Linked DNA regions of Homo sapiens: region 2 is linked to region 1. The links are chromatin loops, found by intact Hi-C in ENCODE. Cell type or tissue: HCT116. All regions are shown on one strand.

Region 1 (8,000 bases):
ACCTTGCTGAAGGCGCCAGAGCTCGTGTAGGGCCAATGAGCCGGCTCAGGCTGAGCACTGCTGAGTGGGTAGATGTTACTCTCCAGGTAGGTGGTGCTGTGATAAGCATGGAAGTCAGGGCAGGGTTAGCAGCCTGCCTGCGATGTGCACTCCAGATGAGCGGAGGGAGCAGTTCAGCACAGCACCGAGGGCATGGACCCAGGAGACCTGAGTCCTGGGTTTCAGGACACAGTTATACAGGTAACACTTGGAGGAATAGAAACTGTATACCTCTGAGGGGATAGAGGAGCAGAGCATGTCCCTTCTTCACTGCTCCGCCAGGGGAAGTGTGAGTGCTCCTTGGCTGAGGCAGTCATGTTCTGTGGCTCTGATGTGGCCTGTTCCTACCCTTTAAACCTCCACTGTGGCAGTACCTAGCAGTCCTCCCTCCAGCTCCGTCTCGCTGACCACTGGTCTGGTTCTCTTTCTCAGCAGGAAGATGAAGCACCTCCCAGGCCCCCACTCCCCGAACTCTACAGCCCAGAGGACCAGCCCCCGGCTGTGCCGCCTCTGCCAAGAGAGGCCACCATCATCCGGCACACATCTGTGCGGGGCCTCAAGCGGCAGTCAGACGAGAGGAAGCGAGACCGGGAGCTGGGGCAGTGTGTGAATGGGGATTCCAGGGTGAGCGGGGGACCCTGGGGCTGCCACTCTACATGTGGGGAGAGGTAAAGGGGTGTGACACTGGCAGGTCACATCACCTGGGACTCTGCCCACAGGTGGAGCTGCGGTCGTATGTCAGTGAGCCTGAGCTGGCGACCCTCAGCGGGGACATGGCCCAGCCCTCCCTAGGACTTGTGGGCCCTGAGAGCAGGTACCAGACGCTGCCAGGCAGAGGTAAGGCAGGGCCCTCCCTGGAGTTTCTCTGGGAATCCCACCACACTGCTTCCAGCCTTCAGCTGGTGCCTCGTACCCTTCTGCCTGCAGCTCTAGGCCTAGGAGTGAGCAGCAGCTGTCAGGGGGGTCTGGGATGCCAAGAGGGAGGACCTGGCCTGTCTTCCTCTGGCCCACATCCTGATTCTCTTCCTCTTTTGTTACATCTGTCCCCAGGAACAATGATAATAGCAGTTACTAGAAAGCCTGGCACTGTTTAAGCACTTTATATAGACATGATATTCACAACAATCCTATGAGGAAAGTACTGTCATCCCCATTTTAGAGACACAGAAACTAAGGCCCAGAGAAATTAAATAACTTGCCAATTAGCTGGTCATTGGTGGAACCGGAAGACAATCCCAGTGCTCTGGCTCCAGAGTCACTGCACCCTGTAGGCCGGAGTGCTGGGTGGCTGCCACCACCTTGGCCATCTCAGACCTTCCAGAGTGCCACTCTAAGACTCAGTGAGCCCTTTCCTTAAATGCTTTCTTGCCAGTTGAGTGTCCTTCTCACTGTCCTCCTCACCCCAAGTTGGGTTGTGCAGGGTGCCTAAGAATGGATCAGGGGGTGAAAGGCATTCCTGCCCCGCCAGCCTTTCTACCTGCCAGGCAGCCCAGTCATCTGCATGTAAGGGAAGCCTGGGGTGGTCCACAGATCTGCAGGGACACTGCCCCCCATCAGGGACAAAGGTCACCCCTGGGCTGGCCCCCATCCTCTATTGGGGACCTTGCTCCTCCATGCCCTGGGGAGGAAGAAGAGAAATAAGGGTGGGTCATTGACTGGGTGCTCTTGGTACTCCTGCAAGAATGTGTGATGAGGGAGAAGCAGGGACCCATCCACCCCAGCACAAACATGCTTGCACTTCTCTTTCCTCACTAAGGGCTCTCAGGGTCCACGTCAAGGCTCCAGCAGTCGTCCACCATTGCTCCCTACGTCACACTCCGGAGGGGTCTCAATGCCGAAAGCAGCAAGGCGACCTTCCCTGTGAGTGGCCTTGAGCTGTCGAGGACCTCCCTGCTCCTTCACATGGGGAGGGAGGGTCTCCCAGGGGGACAGTAACTGGCCATCCCTTCAGCCCTGGGGATGGCCTCTGGGGTGGCCTCAGCCCCTCCTGAGCTCCCTGTCACCCACTGTCCACCAAGGAGGGCATCCTGCCTTTCTCTCTGGCCTGTCAGGGTGGCAGGAGGGAGCTCAAGAAGCCTGCACCCTGGGTTCTGGCCTCACTGGACAGGCCTGAGCCTAAGTGTCTGCATCTGCAGAATGGGTGCTACTCAGAAAGCTCCTGAGGGTTGGGGGCATCGTGTTGCTTAGAGGAAATAGTTCTCTAAGGCCAAGAGGAGCCCAACTAGAGTGTGCATGTGTGTGAGAGAGAGACAACGGGAATGCAGCCAGCAGGGTGGCTGTCCTCTGCGTGCCCAGCCCAGCTGTTCTGTGTCTCTCTTGCCTGCCTCCTCTTCCTCAGAGACCTAAGAGTGCCTTGGAGCGCCTGTACTCAGGGGATCACCAGCGAGGCAAGATGAGTGCAGAGGAGCAGCTGGAGCGCATGAAGCGACACCAGAAGGCCCTGGTCCGAGAGCGCAAGAGGACACTGGGCCAAGGGGAGAGGACGGGCCTGCCCTCATCTCGCTACCTCAGCCGGCCGCTCCCTGGAGATCTTGGCTCAGTATGTTAGGAGGGGCCAGGCAGCGGGGCAGGGACAGGGAGCCGAGTGCCCCTCAGAGTCCCCCAAACACAAGCACATCACACCTCCCAGTGAGAGAGCTGTCCATTGACCTACATGGTTCAGAGAACACCCCACGGGGCTGTTTGTCCACGACCCAGGCTGGACGAATGCCTGGTCAGAGGGTGACCTGAACCAGAGCTGGAGTGAGGATCAAACAGGCCCAGGAGCCTGAGGAAATACCCAGTCAGTCCTCCCAGCCGCGATGGAGAGGGGCCTTTGCAGGCGTTCGGAATCTCGGCTGAATTCAGGACCTGGGAATACAGGGTTCAGAGAGGAGAGGAGGAAGATGGTGACATGATTTGGTTAGAAGCACAAGCAAACTGATCAGCCTCCCAGACCTGCCAGCAGATGCTGTGTGAGGGTGATGGAGCACGGGGTCACACCCCTGCCCCAAGGGCCACTGGTCTCCCTGGGCTTGCAGTGCAGAGGCCTCAGGGTGTCTGGGATTGCTGGGGAGGCCTGTGCTGCCCCCTGGTGGCGCTTCCTGGCGCTGCGCCCTGTCCACAGTCACCTTAGGTCCCTTTGGAAACATTCCATTTGACTTTTCCCTGTTGTTTGAAATCCCATGTTTCCCTAAACCTCTAGCCTGATTGTTCTTTCCCTAATTCATTGCACAAGCTCCTTTGCTTTTAGTGTTACCGCTCATTGCCTCTCTAATCCTGCCTGATTGTGTTTACAGAAGCTTCTGATTTGCATTGAACATGCTCTAACTGGCCTGTGCTACTTATTACCGGGCTTGTAATAGCGGTTCTTGTCTCCATAGCCTGTTGAGTGTTCCCAGATGTGACTCACCTTTCTGCTGCCCTCTTCATGCAGGCCTACTGACTCATAATTCACTTGTCCCAAAAGCCACCCCACAAGCCTGAGCCAACCTGCTGCCTGACGCCACAGTCATTGGCAGAGGTCTGGGCATTATTAATTTATAAAAATCCATGCTTTACACCTGGACAGTAGACAGGGACTTCAGAGATTGCACGTTTGAATACATTCTCCCAAGACTGAGGTTGTTCGGTTTTAATTCCTGTAGTCCAATCACACAATTTCTTATGGAAAACCTTTTGTGTTTCTGGTATTTAATAACTTGAAGGGATAGCAAAATATACTGTGTATTCAGAGGGCCTCTCTGCAGCTGCTAGCTCAGACACCAAAGGGGTAAGGCCCAGGACATTCATATCTTTAAAAGCTGCAAACCTGGTAACCTTTAAACTTTTAAAACAAATGTCATATGGGGTAACACTGACCTTTTATAATTTGATGTCTCAAATGTAGAGATTATCTAAAAATCGTAACTTGAATACCTTGTAATTTTTCTCTTAAAAAAGAAGACTTGTGTAAGTCTCTGCATCAACGCCAATAAACATGTTGCTTAATAATAATGGATTGGCGTGGTTCTTCCCCAGGATACCTTATAGAGTCTAGTGAACTTTTCCTGTTTGTGGAAACAATCAGGCTGGGTTTAAATGAGGACTTGTCTCTATTTGGAGCATTTGTGAGCGTGTAAGGAAATGAGTGTTTTCTTTGTGAATCATTAAATTGATTTTTTCATCTTTGGAACTTCAGTTGCCTAATCCTTTCCAACAATAGTTGGAAACCATCACCTAAGAGTGATTACATTGATTTGGAGTCATTGAGAGCTTGTGCATGAATGGGTGAAATGTGCGAATATGGCTCTGGGTTTGGGGTTCTGGAGGGACTTGAGGCATCAAAGACAATCAGGACCATTTGGGGCTTTGAGGTGGATGGATGGGAGAGAGAAGATGGCCTGGGATAGATAAGCATCTGCTTTGGTTTTGCTCAGGGGAAGAGAGGCTTTGAGCCTGCTCTGTTCTCAACAACCTGCTCAGCGGTCAAAGGCCTGTGAGGATGCAGGTCCTGGGTCAACAGGAAGTCACCACGGAGCTGGACAGTCATGGTTGGATCTTATCGGTTAGATTTTCCCTCTTGGGAAGCTTGTTACAAAGTTGATACTGTGAAACAGCCTTAGAAACATTCCATTTGATTTAGCATTTCAATTTTATATGATTTAGTTTTTTTTTCTAATTTAAAGAAAACATCTATCTCAAATAGATGGGTCTCATACAGCAGTTTTTCTGCCTCATTGGCTCCAAGCTGCTTTTGCTTGTACCTCCCCAGCCCTACTGTAAGTGCGAGATCCCCCACCTACGAATGTTATCTTGTTGAAAATTCCCAATAGAAAGATCCTTGGTTATTCTTCTTGCTTAGCAGGGCCTTGAAGGGCGTGTTTTTCCATTAATTCTGAGCCTGGGACGTATGTCTCCTGAACCAGCTGTAGAGAGTGGAAGGGACAAATCCCTTCTCTAGAACTCTGTCCCAAGTTGTTTGGAGGTCACCCTCTCTGGGAGCCTTCTATTTCCCTGGGGACCACTGTGAGCCTGAAGTCATGAGTCTTAGACCTGTGCCCCAAGGGTGTATGTTTGAAACCTCTGGGAACCCAGATCAGAGAGCACTTAGCAGTCTGGAACAGCCCATATGAAGGGGACAGCAGCTTCATTCTCTATTGCACATACAGCTTTTCCCTAAGGGGATCACAGGTTCATCTTCCAAAGGACCCCATGGAAAAAGGTGACCAGCCGGGCTCTTTCAGCAATCAGGAAGCGACTACGTTTAACCTCTTGTTCTGTTGCCAGTGGAAGCGTGAGCAGGACTTTGACCTGCAGTTGCTGGAACGGGTCGTGCAAGGGGAAAAAAAGGACAAGGAGGAGAATGGCTGGTTGAAAGTGCAGGCCATGCCTGTCACTGAGTTGGACCTGGAGCCTCAAGACTATGACTTGGACATCAGCAGAGAGGTGAGGGCAGGCACTTCCTTCATGTCCTCCAGGAGACATGGCCTTCAAGTTCCCAGCCTGATCCACCTTCCCACTGTGGGGTATCATCCTGAACAGGGACATGGCTCAGCTTCAGTGTGGCCTAGGAGGATGGATGGATAGCAGCTTAAGGCAATGAAAGGAGGCCAGATGTTTCGATGAAGGTTCAAAACTCTCTGTAATTTAGGGCAAATTGCAATTTTAGCTTCTCTGTGCTTCAGTTTCCTCAACAGTGAAGTGGGTTGTGAAGAGGATTAAGTAACTGCACATGTTCTTGGGAGGTTTAGCGATCAAAGCCACATAGTAGGCACGTGAGCAGCAGTTGTTATTGTTAGGAAATGTTCCCTGCAACACCAGGGGTTGGCTTTTCAACTGGCTGGTGAGGCCAACTTGGGCAGTCTGACTAGGGGAAAATGGGGGGCAGGTTTGAAAATCACAGGCGAAATTTCCAGCCATGGTAGAAGCTAGGAGACAGTGCAGAGTTCTGGTCTGAATTCTTCTGGTGCCCTCTGGTGGCTCACATGCATCATGACAGGGCAGGCCCAGGAGAGCAAGTAACTCCTGGATCTCTACCCATCAGGAAATGTCTCTACCCAAGGGGAGAGAAAGGGAACTCGGGATGACACACTCAGTGTCTTCAAGACGTAGATTGTCTCCTGTGGCCTATGTCGATGCTATTCCTAAGCTCTTCAGGGCAGCGTCTATGGCTGCTTGGTTCACCTTTGTATCCCTAGTCCCTGGCACAGGGCCTGGCACACAGTGGGTACGTGGTACATCTTTGCTGCATCTTTGACTGTGTTGAATGAATCACACAGTGACCCATAAATGTACCAAAAGCATTTGTACAAGGACTTGGCCTGCCTGGAAACTGCACAAGAGGAAATGTTCTCACCACATGAAGGATGGATCGAGGCGAGACCTCAATAAAACTTTCCCCCAGGTCTGTGTGATAGGAGAGTGAGAACTGAGGAGGACCTGTGTCTTCCAGAGCCTTCCTGCTGTCTTAAGAGGTGGTGCCAGGCCCATTCACAAGCTGATTTGCCAATGGTATCTACCTGACTCAGTATGTTAGGGGTTCCTCTGGTCTTTGGGAACAAAGGAACAGTGTGTGGATAAGATAGATGCCTGTACAGTTGTTGAGTTTTGGGGTCTGCTGGGGCTCTAGGAGTTAACAAGGCTGGTCCCCTGCCCCAAGACCTTGTTCCTTTGCCATCTGAAACAGCCAAAGGTCTGTGCGTTCTCAGATTCACAAAAGAAGCCCCAACATGCTGCCTTGGCAGGGGAAGTGTGTTCTGTAGTGTCCTGATTGCCTGCCAGCCCAGGGAAAAAGTTCTTCCTTATCTCTAACCTAAATTCCTCCTGCTACAATGTAATCTGCTTCCTTCCTCTAAATCTGTCCTCATTGGAGTAACAGAGAAGAGCTTATTTCTTGCCATCTCCAACAGAGTGAAAGGGCTGCGTGTGGGTTTAAATCCATGACCTGATTTGCCCTGGGATTGGATTAAGCTTGTTTTTAGGAGCTTCAACCCACCCCATTTTAGTGTGCTTTTGTAATTCAGGGAGGAAAAAGTTCCTGGAGCATGCAGAAGCTTCCTTTCGTGTTCTTAGTCCAAGCAAGGTTTCACCAAGCCGAGTTTGCCACTAGGTCCACGGGAGATGCTGGTGAGGTGAAATTTGGGGCCATTTTCCTCTGGCCAGCAGTAGATTCAGCATAGCTGCCTCCTGTCTAGATCAGAAGAGCTTTTTTAGGGACAGAAAGCACCATCACATCCTTTCATTCACCCACCTGTCAATCATCCATTTATCCATTATCCATCCATTCAGGGAGAATTAGTTGGAGGGCTACTAAGTACTAAGTCCCTGCATTAGACAGAGGGAGACAATGGTGAATGGAAAGTGAGGGGGTGGAGGGGATCAGAGAAGGATCCTCAAAGTGAGGTTGAAAAGATGAGAGTCAAGGGAACAAAAGGAAGAGCTTCCCAGACAGAACAGAGGCCCCACTGTGGGCGGGGAACTGGAGGGACTGGTTGATCAGTGGCTGGAGAGGTCATCAGGGGTCAGATCACTTAGGGCCTTGACGGTGGCATTAAGGATGATCATTTTTTATCCTGAGAGCTTGTAGTCTAGTTATTTCGCCCTTCCCTTCCCCCAGCCTGTAGGAGGTTGGCTGGTGGAGTGGAAGGAACATGAGCTTTGGAGTCGGACTCAGGTTCAAACCTGGATTCCACAACTGACTAATTTTGTGATCTTAGCAAGTTACTTAGTCTCTGTGGACTCTGCTTGCTTCCCATGGTGGGAGGGGACAGAGGTGGGGAAAGCGAGTCCTAAACCCAGACATCTGAGCCTCTCCCTCTGCCACCTCCTGGCCTCTCCCCAGCTGTCCAAACCAGAGAAGGTGTCAATCCCTGAGCGCTACGTGGAGCTAGATCCCGAAGAGCCACCCAGCCTTGAGGAGCTGCAGGCGCGGTACCGCAAAGCCGAGAAGATCCGCAACATCCTCGCCCGGTCAAGGTCAGCCCTCGCTTGCTCAAGTGTTG
Region 2 (8,000 bases), 95 kb before region 1:
TTACAGGTGCCTGCTACCATGCCCTGCTAATTTTTGTATTTTTAGTAGAGATGGGGTTTCACCATGTTGGCCAGGCTGGTCTTGAACTCCTGACCTCAGGTGATCCACTTGCCTCAGCCTCCCAAAGTGCTGGGATTACAGGCATGAGCCACTGCGCCCAGCAATTGTGTGCCTTTTAAGATTTCTTTTGAATACCTAGCTGAATCAATTATTTTTTTTAAATGGTGGCAACTTTTTGCAGTTGCTTTCTGGAGCAGTTTCCTTATCTATGATGTGGACAACTGTGGAGAGCTGAACTCCAGGGCCTGTGCTATAAACACCACAGTAGACTATATTTTTCAAGTTGGGAGAGGTCTGTGATCTTGTTCCAGGTGGCATCTGGTTAGATGCTTTTCTTTTCCAGGAGTCTCTGCCTACTGCCAGTGGCCTCTTTGGGTGGCCATTAGGGCTGCATCCACTGGTACCACTCTTCCTTTGGGTTCTATAGGGATAGAATTGGTGGTGGTATCTTTCTGGATTTTTCACTCTGTGGAAGAAACAGTCTGTTGGCTGGTTTGGGGTTTACCTTTTCTTTCTTTCTTTTTTTTTTTTTTCCGATGGAGTCTTGCTCTGTTGCCAGGCTGGAGTGGTGCAGTGGCGCGATCTCAGCTCACTGCAACCTCTGCCTCCTGGTTTCAAGCCATTCTCTTGCCTAAGCCTCCTTGGTGGCTGGGACTACAGGCATGCGCCACCACACCTGGCTAATTTTTTTTGTATTTTTAGTAGAGATGGGGTTTTACCATGCTGGCCAGGCTGGTCTCGAACTCCTGACCTCAAGTGATCCGCCCGCCTCGGCCTCCCAAAGTGCTGGGATTACAGATGTGAGCCACTGTGCCTGGCCGGGGTTTACCTTTCAAAAGCTCAGTTAGAGAAGGTTAAGAGTGAGTCCACTGTTGGAATAATTTTTTTTTTTTAAGATTTTTGTGACAGGGAAAATTCTGGGCCAATTTTTGTCATCTTCCTTTAGTTCTTTTTTTTCCTCCTGCCTCAGTCTCCCGAACAGCTGGGATTACAGGCTCCGCCACCACTCCCAGCTAATATATATATATTTTTTTTAGTAGAGATGAGGTTTCACTGTTTTGGCCAGGCTAGTCTCAAATTCCTGACCTCAAGTGATCCGCCCACCTCAGCCTCCCAAAGTGCTGGGATTAGAGGCATGAGCCACCACACCTGGCATCTTGCTTTAGTTTTTACTTTTACATATGAATTTTTTTTTTTTTTTTGAGATGGAGTCTCACTCTGTCGCCCAGGCTGGAGTGCAGTGGCTTGATCTTGGCTCGCTGCAACCTCTGCCACCTGATTTCAAGTGAGTCTCCTTCCTCAGCCTCCTGAGTAGCTGAGATTACAGGCATGTGCCACCACACCTGGATAATTTTTGTATTCAGGGTTTCACTATGTTGGCCAGGCTGGTCTTGAACTCCTGACCTCAAATGATCCACCTGCCATGGCCTCCCAAAGTATTGGGATTACAGGCATGAGCTACCATGGCCAGCAAGAAATCTTTATTTCTTAAAACAGATCTTCTTCATGAAAAGAAGGTCTTCTCTGGAATCAGTGATGTTGGTACAAAGTAGGAGTTACAAACTCAGACGTCTACAGAGGCTTAGCAGATAACAAAAAGGCAGCCTGTGGTGTTTATGCTCTTGAATTTGTTTTTGAAGTACTTATAACACTCTGTTTATATTTACAGAAATTTCTTTACTGTAAAAAAATTAGAAATGTTAGATGTGATGATAAATAACACTAGGTGTTCACCCTCAACACTGGGAAGCAGCAGGGAGTGTTGAGGACTGCATGGAAATAAAAAGGTCATTCTGCCTCTCCTTGGGGCCCAGAGTTGCGACAGTTTTTGTTTTTTTTTGTTTTCTAACATAAGTTCAATTTCTTTTTCTTTTTCTTTTCTTTTCTTTTCTTTTTTTAAACATAGTCTCACTCTGTTGTCCAGGCTGGAGTGCAGTGATGCAATCTCGGCTCACTGCAACCTCCGCCTCCTGGGTTCAAACAATTCTCCTGGCTCAGCCTCCTGAGTAGCTGGAATTACAGGTGCCCACCACCACACCTGGCTAATTTTTTTGTATTTTTAGTAGAAACAGGGTTTCACCATGTTGGCCAGGCTGGTCTCAAACTCCTGACCTCAGGTGATCTGCCTGCCTTGGCCTCCCAAAGTGTTGGGATTATAGGCATGAGCCACTGTGCCCAGCCTAAGCTGAAATTTTATATGAAATTTTTCTGTTTTTAAACTTTGGCTGATTTTTTACAATCTGAGTAGCTCAAATAAAACTAGTTTGGGGGACAAATTGGTTTTCAGGTCATGAATTTGAAGTCTCTGATGCATATTGGGATAGGTTGGCATATGGGATGGGCCTGTGGATCATCTCTCAAAGGACTGGAGTGGTGTGGGAGTCCTAGGGAAACCTGTGTGTGGAGGGGGCTGTTTATGTTCATCCTTGTGTATGGATATGGAGGAGTCCAAGATATATATGTAAAGTAAAAAGCAAGTTATAGAATGATATGTACAATTTTATTCTATTTGTGAATTTTTTTCTAAAAAGATATATATATAAAATTTTAAGTTCATAAAAATTTTGTAAGTGCAAAACCCGAAAAGGATATACAAGAAACTGATAAAGGTAGTTGCCCCTGGGATTGACACTGAATTGGAGGCAGGAAAAGGAACTGCTTTTTAGTTCATACCCTTCTGTAGCATGCAGTACTTAAATAATTTTTGAAAAGTAAAATGAAAAGAGCTGTTGGGAAGTATAATTCCTCTATGTTACAATTGGGGAGTGTTGCTATATATTAATACTGAAGAGTGTAAGCCTTCAGTGCTAAGAATGTTGAGGAAGGAGGAAATTAGAGTGGTCTGGCATGATTAGGAAGGGCTACTTGGAAGAGAAGGAGCCTTGAAGATTGGGCAGAAATCCTTAGGGAAAAGGACAGAAGGAGCCAAAGCCCAGAGGTAGAAAAGAAAGGATGACTTGGGGACTGGTGGGCAGTTAAAGTTGACAGAAGCCAAGAGTATCAGGAAGCAGTGAGAGATAAAGAGGCTTTAACATGAGGAGCCATGGAGGGTGTTTGGGCAGGAGATAATGGAACAAGAGCAGTGCTCCAGCATGCTTAAACTGGTAACAAGGATGAGGAAATTTGGAGACAAAGCCACAGGGTGGCAGCCTCTCATGTGGCCCCTGCTGGCTCCCAAGATAGCTGTCACTAATTCCTGCTAGGGTGTTTCCTGGTGAACAAGGATTATTTCTATATAACTGATGAATAAGCTCCTCGCATTTCCTGTTCCTCCACTCTTAAGAGTGTGAGTCTTCGAAGCTTGCCAACTTCTGCTGGTGCCCGATGTGGTTTCTCTACCTCCAAAGCCAGTGTATCTCCCAAGACATTTTGGAGGTTCTATACAGCAACTAGCCATTGACTGACATGTAGCCACTAGAAACAAGCCCACACTTTGGAGTTAGGCAGATCTGGACTTGGATTTTGACCTTGCCACTTGCTTGTTATATGATCTTAGAACGGCCCTTGACTCCTTTGGGCCTCAGTTTCCTCTTTTGTGAAATGAAGATAATATAATTTACCTTCTAGGGTGTTATGCCTTTTAGGTTGATACATAGCAAGTAGGTCTGCTTTGCTTTTCTATGACGACACCCACTCTGAACTCTGTGTGTGTGTGTGTATGTGTGTGTGTGAATATGTGTATATACATATGAAATATATATTTATATGTACTTATGACCATATCAGTCTATTCTATTGGATTATAAGCTACTATTCTGTGGGGGTGATTATGATCTAATCATTATTTTTCTCCAAAGCACTCAGAGGGCTAAGCAAATAGTTGGGCTTTAATAAGTGTTGAATGTGTGGGGTTTGTGCTCTTAAACCTAATCCAGTCTTTTTAGTGATGGACTTGTGATTAATTAGGCTGTGTCTGTAGGCTAGGGTATACCTCTTCTGTGACCAAAACAGTTCTGTCCAAGCAAATGCCCTTGTTAGGATAATATGCCAGCATGGCTTGTGAGTCATTCATTCATTCTGCTATGGCAATTCGGTATTTTGTAGGGCTTGGTGTTTAATATGATAGTTTGGGGAGCTTTCTTTAAAAATACATAAAATTGCAGAAAGCATGTAAACACATTGGTAGGGCTCTTCCTGGGGCCTGGAGGAGGCTTGTGAAAGTGAGGGGCCCTAAAGCTTGAGCTTCTTTGGTTTAACAGTAAATCATCTCCACATTTAAAGATTTATGGAACATTCACTACAGGTAGTATTAGGAGTTATGAAGGATATGGAGGTTTCTAAAAGGGAAAAGATGGATACGAGTTTTAGTAATACAGTCATCCTAAGTGGACTCAGGACAAAACCCCTTGTATTTTTTTCATTCAAATATTTGTGGAATACCTACTATGTGCCAGGCACTATGCTAAGCCCTGGAACATAGCTGTGAAAACACTAGTCTCTGCCCCATGGAGCTCATATTCAAGTGTCACCTGCACTGTGACTTGTAGAACTACGTAGCTTGCAATGAAAAGAGCCACAGTGTTGATCTTTCACTTTGGTGCCTGGTTTCTCTTTTTAACCCCTCTGCCCTTCTCGTTTTCAGACCTGTTCTGGGAGTGAGTGCCACATGGTTAAATCGGTGCTGAGAGAACCTTAGCCATCCCAAGCATTGAGGAAAGAATCATTGTTACCAGGGGGAGTGGGTTTGCTGACCTGTAACCACTCAAACCTTTCCCTGCCCTGACTGGTATGAAATATTGATAAGGAGCCATTGTTTCTTCACCAAAGATAGGCTCTGTTTTGGGGCTGATTTCAGCTCAGCATGGTAGGGCAAACCTGAATGAGCAATTTGTTCTGACTCCAGAGCTGTAGATAGGGGTGTTTCTTTATGTCCTGGTTCTAGAGGGGCAGCCAACCCCACGGTCTCAAAGAACGGAAGAATTGGATTCTAGAGACATGAAGTGCTTGCCTGGTTGATTACCTCTAGCCACTGCTCCCCTTGGCCACAGTGGGGCAGTGACTCAGAGCTGGAACTGTGTTCCTGCCTGGTTGCCAGATTTTGTGTGGGGGGTGGAGAGGAACGAGAATGAATGAGCAGGAACAAGTGGCTGCTGGATTTGTAACACCTTGGGAGGCAGCTGCTCAAGAACCGAAATTGAGAGACAGCAGGCAGGCTGGGAGTCTCCCTCCCTGTCTGACCTGAACCTAAGATTTAATAAGGTGGTGCAGCTGGGGAAGACACTATCCGAACGTGGAGCCCAAAGGGAGGGTGAGTGTGTCCCCTGCCTTTTCCGGTAAGAACAAGAAAGCAGGTTAGTCCTGTACTGGTTTCATAGGGATTCAGTTTGCTGTGGTATATTCTGATTCATGAAAGTCAAGTAATGACTGAGAGAAAGGGAGTTTTCGATGGTTGGGAGCACCTACAGTTAAATAAAAACAACCACCATCCAATGTAATTGGGCATAAATAAGACATAAGTATCATTAACTACACCTCCCTGATGTTATTACAGAGTATTTTGTTGGCAAGTGAGGTTGGGGAGGACAACTGGTCTGCCTCTGTCTCTGTGTTTGCAGTTGTGTGTAGTGTTGTTACATTTCAGTCTGTAGCTCTGTGGATGACAGTCTGAGATGAACCGCAGCATCTTAAAATGCTACAGCTGGAGGGAACATCCTGGAAACATCTCCTGCTCCAGCCTTCTCATTTTACAGTTGGGGAAACTGACTTATTTAAGTGTACTAAATGGAAGCATAAAACTGGGTGTTCTAAGATTAAAAATGTTTCACAGGACAGGTTTGAAAACTTCTATAGAATGCGGCTTTTCTCGGGCCGCAGTTTCTGAACCTGTCGGGGATGGAAGTGTGGCTGGTGGAAGGTGCCTCTTGATCTTAAACCACTTTGCCTGCCAGGTGAGTTCTTTAAATAGAAATTTAAACAGGAGGCTGGGTGCTGTGCCTTAACTCAAAGGGAAGAAAAGAAAGCGTGTTCTTGAGCCTCTGTCCTAGAGCAGGCTGAACATGCTGGAGTCTGCAATGTGGAAAAAGGCAAAACAACTCTATTGGAGTGCAGTTTTAGAGTTAGCAGAAGATAAATATAGCAGGCACTGAAGGTTGAAGTGTCTACTGTGGGCTGGGATGTTATCAGTGTTCTTTATAACAACAATGCAGAGTCGGAATTAATCTTTTCTTTACAGATAAACTCAGAAAAGCCACTAACTCGCTCAAGGTCATGCACTACCAGTGTGTGGCAGAGCTGGGATTTGAATTCCAGTTTGTGTGGCTCTGATCTGCCTGGGCTTCCTGCAGGCCTGTGTGGCCTTTCTAGATGGAGAACCTACCTGCACCCCCCATTTTACAGATGAGGAAACTGAGGCCCAGGGAGGTTGAGTAGTTGCCTGGGCTGTAGAGCTAGCTGGTAGTGACAAAGCTGGTACTCAGCTCCTGTCACATTGCCCCTCTGCCAACTTCCTTAAAAAAGAAAATTAGGAAAGGGCTCTCTGAGTTTGATTTGCTCATTCTATCAGAATCTTGGCTTTAATGTTCTCATGGCTGCTGGGATCCTGTGAAATCAAAATTAAAACTTTCTATTCACCAAGTAGCAACCCCAAGTCATGGGGCTCCATGTGGGAACTCAGGGGCCAGACAGTCTTGCGGTGTTGGTGACTCAGTCAGAAGAGTACTTTGCAAAATGAATTGGCCATTGAGTGGATCTGCAGAACTCTGGAGAACTTAAGAGAACCTAATGAAATGTAGAGGTTTGCAAATCATGCCAGAAGACTGTTAAATCTAGAGCTTGGAAAAGACGGACTTCCCTCTTTGCAAGTTGTGAGGGCTTTAAGTTTGCTCAGTTAATTTTGTGACTCCCTCATGCCCAGCTCTGCCTGTGCCAGGCTCTGTTCCCTTTGGCACATTTGGACACTGAACACGGTTACTAACTGCCCCTCAGGTGGGGGGTCTGGAGTTGGACAGGGTTTCCATGTCGCTGCCCACATTGGTATGGAGTGTGTGCCAGATGTGGACGGTATGGGAATGGGGAAGGTCTAGAGTTGCCCTGCTCTATGCTCTCCAGGGCTGGTGGAGTCTTCAGAGCCTGTGGCCTTCTGCCTCCCCGTATCTTTGAGGGCTCTGTGATGCATGGTGCTGCTGAAATCAGAAAATGACATCGGTTCTGCACAGCCTCTCCCTGAAGGTGATGTGTCTGTGCTCAGGCTGTTTTGAAGTAAAGGGGTTCAAGTGCCTACTCCATGAATATTCTTCTTTGCTGTAGGAGATAAGTAAGGAGTAAGGAATGACTCCTCCCAACCCTTGGATCTTACTTGAAGGGAGGGGACAGGGAGGAGAACAAACACACATGAAATAAGCAGAGAGCAATACTAGCGAGGATATAATCAGTCACCAAATTGTAGGTTTCATGCCAAAACACTCTCCCAGTTCACGCAAAGGAGATACAGGTGATGTTTATATTATCCTTCTGTGTGTTTTTAATCACGCAGTAATTTCCTATCAGGTGTTTGCATTCCTTTCTTTGATTTTCTCAGTGGGGTGTATTAACCCTCCTTTACAGGGGAGTTGAGGAAGTTGTAGGGGAGGGCTAATTTCTCCAAATTATATTGTAACACAGTTCAGGAGAGCCAAGGATGAAGTGTTCTTGGCATGTTGGTGTCTCATCCTTGCACTGGCAGTAAGAATAGAAGCCAACTGCCTTCTGATGGCTGATGACCATTAGGTTCTTGTCTCTGTTACTTGAGTCCAGATTTCTGTAGGGCTAGCTAGTTCATTTAGAGGCAAAATTAGCTGGGCGTGGTGGTGCATGCCTGTAATCCCAGCTCTTTGTGAAGTGGAAGAGGGAGAATCGCCTTGAACCTGGGAGGCGGAAGTTGCAGTGAGCTGCGATTGTGCCACTGCACTCCAGCCTGGGTGAAAGAGTGAGACTCCATCTCAAATATCCGGAGGAAAGAGCAT

Evidence for each region. Peaks named below come from ENCODE experiments on the same cell type or tissue, not always from the same donor. Only the 100,000 strongest peaks of a DNase experiment are listed, where the experiment ranks them.
Region 2: a loop joins it to region 1, with 10 times the contacts of the local background. A loop is called at or near these places in 44 of 110 quality-filtered maps.

The regions. Positions count from the first base shown.
Region 1 is chr11:16,783,674-16,791,673 of GRCh38, reverse strand. PLEKHA7 (pleckstrin homology domain containing A7) reads left to right here. Exons shown (of 27, transcript NM_001329630.2): 20 at 475-663; 21 at 759-876; 22 at 1,796-1,899; 23 at 2,378-2,578; 24 at 5,287-5,445; 25 at 7,841-7,974. Among named protein-coding and RNA genes, the nearest start is that of C11orf58, 49 kb to the right of the region's middle. RefSeq lists enhancers at 128-628, 629-1,129. In HCT116, CTCF peaks have their summits at 2,928, 3,132 (motif pointing left) and 5,984 (motif pointing left); DNase peaks (open chromatin) are centred at 3,183, 3,413 and 5,963; H3K4me3 peaks cover 262 bases; H3K27ac peaks cover 1,929 bases.
Region 2 is chr11:16,878,592-16,886,591 of GRCh38, reverse strand. The region is part of intron 3 of PLEKHA7 (pleckstrin homology domain containing A7); the gene reads left to right. Among named protein-coding and RNA genes, the nearest start is that of SNORD147, 43 kb to the left of the region's middle. In HCT116, CTCF peaks have their summits at 3,194 (motif pointing right) and 5,021; DNase peaks (open chromatin) are centred at 3,231 and 5,030.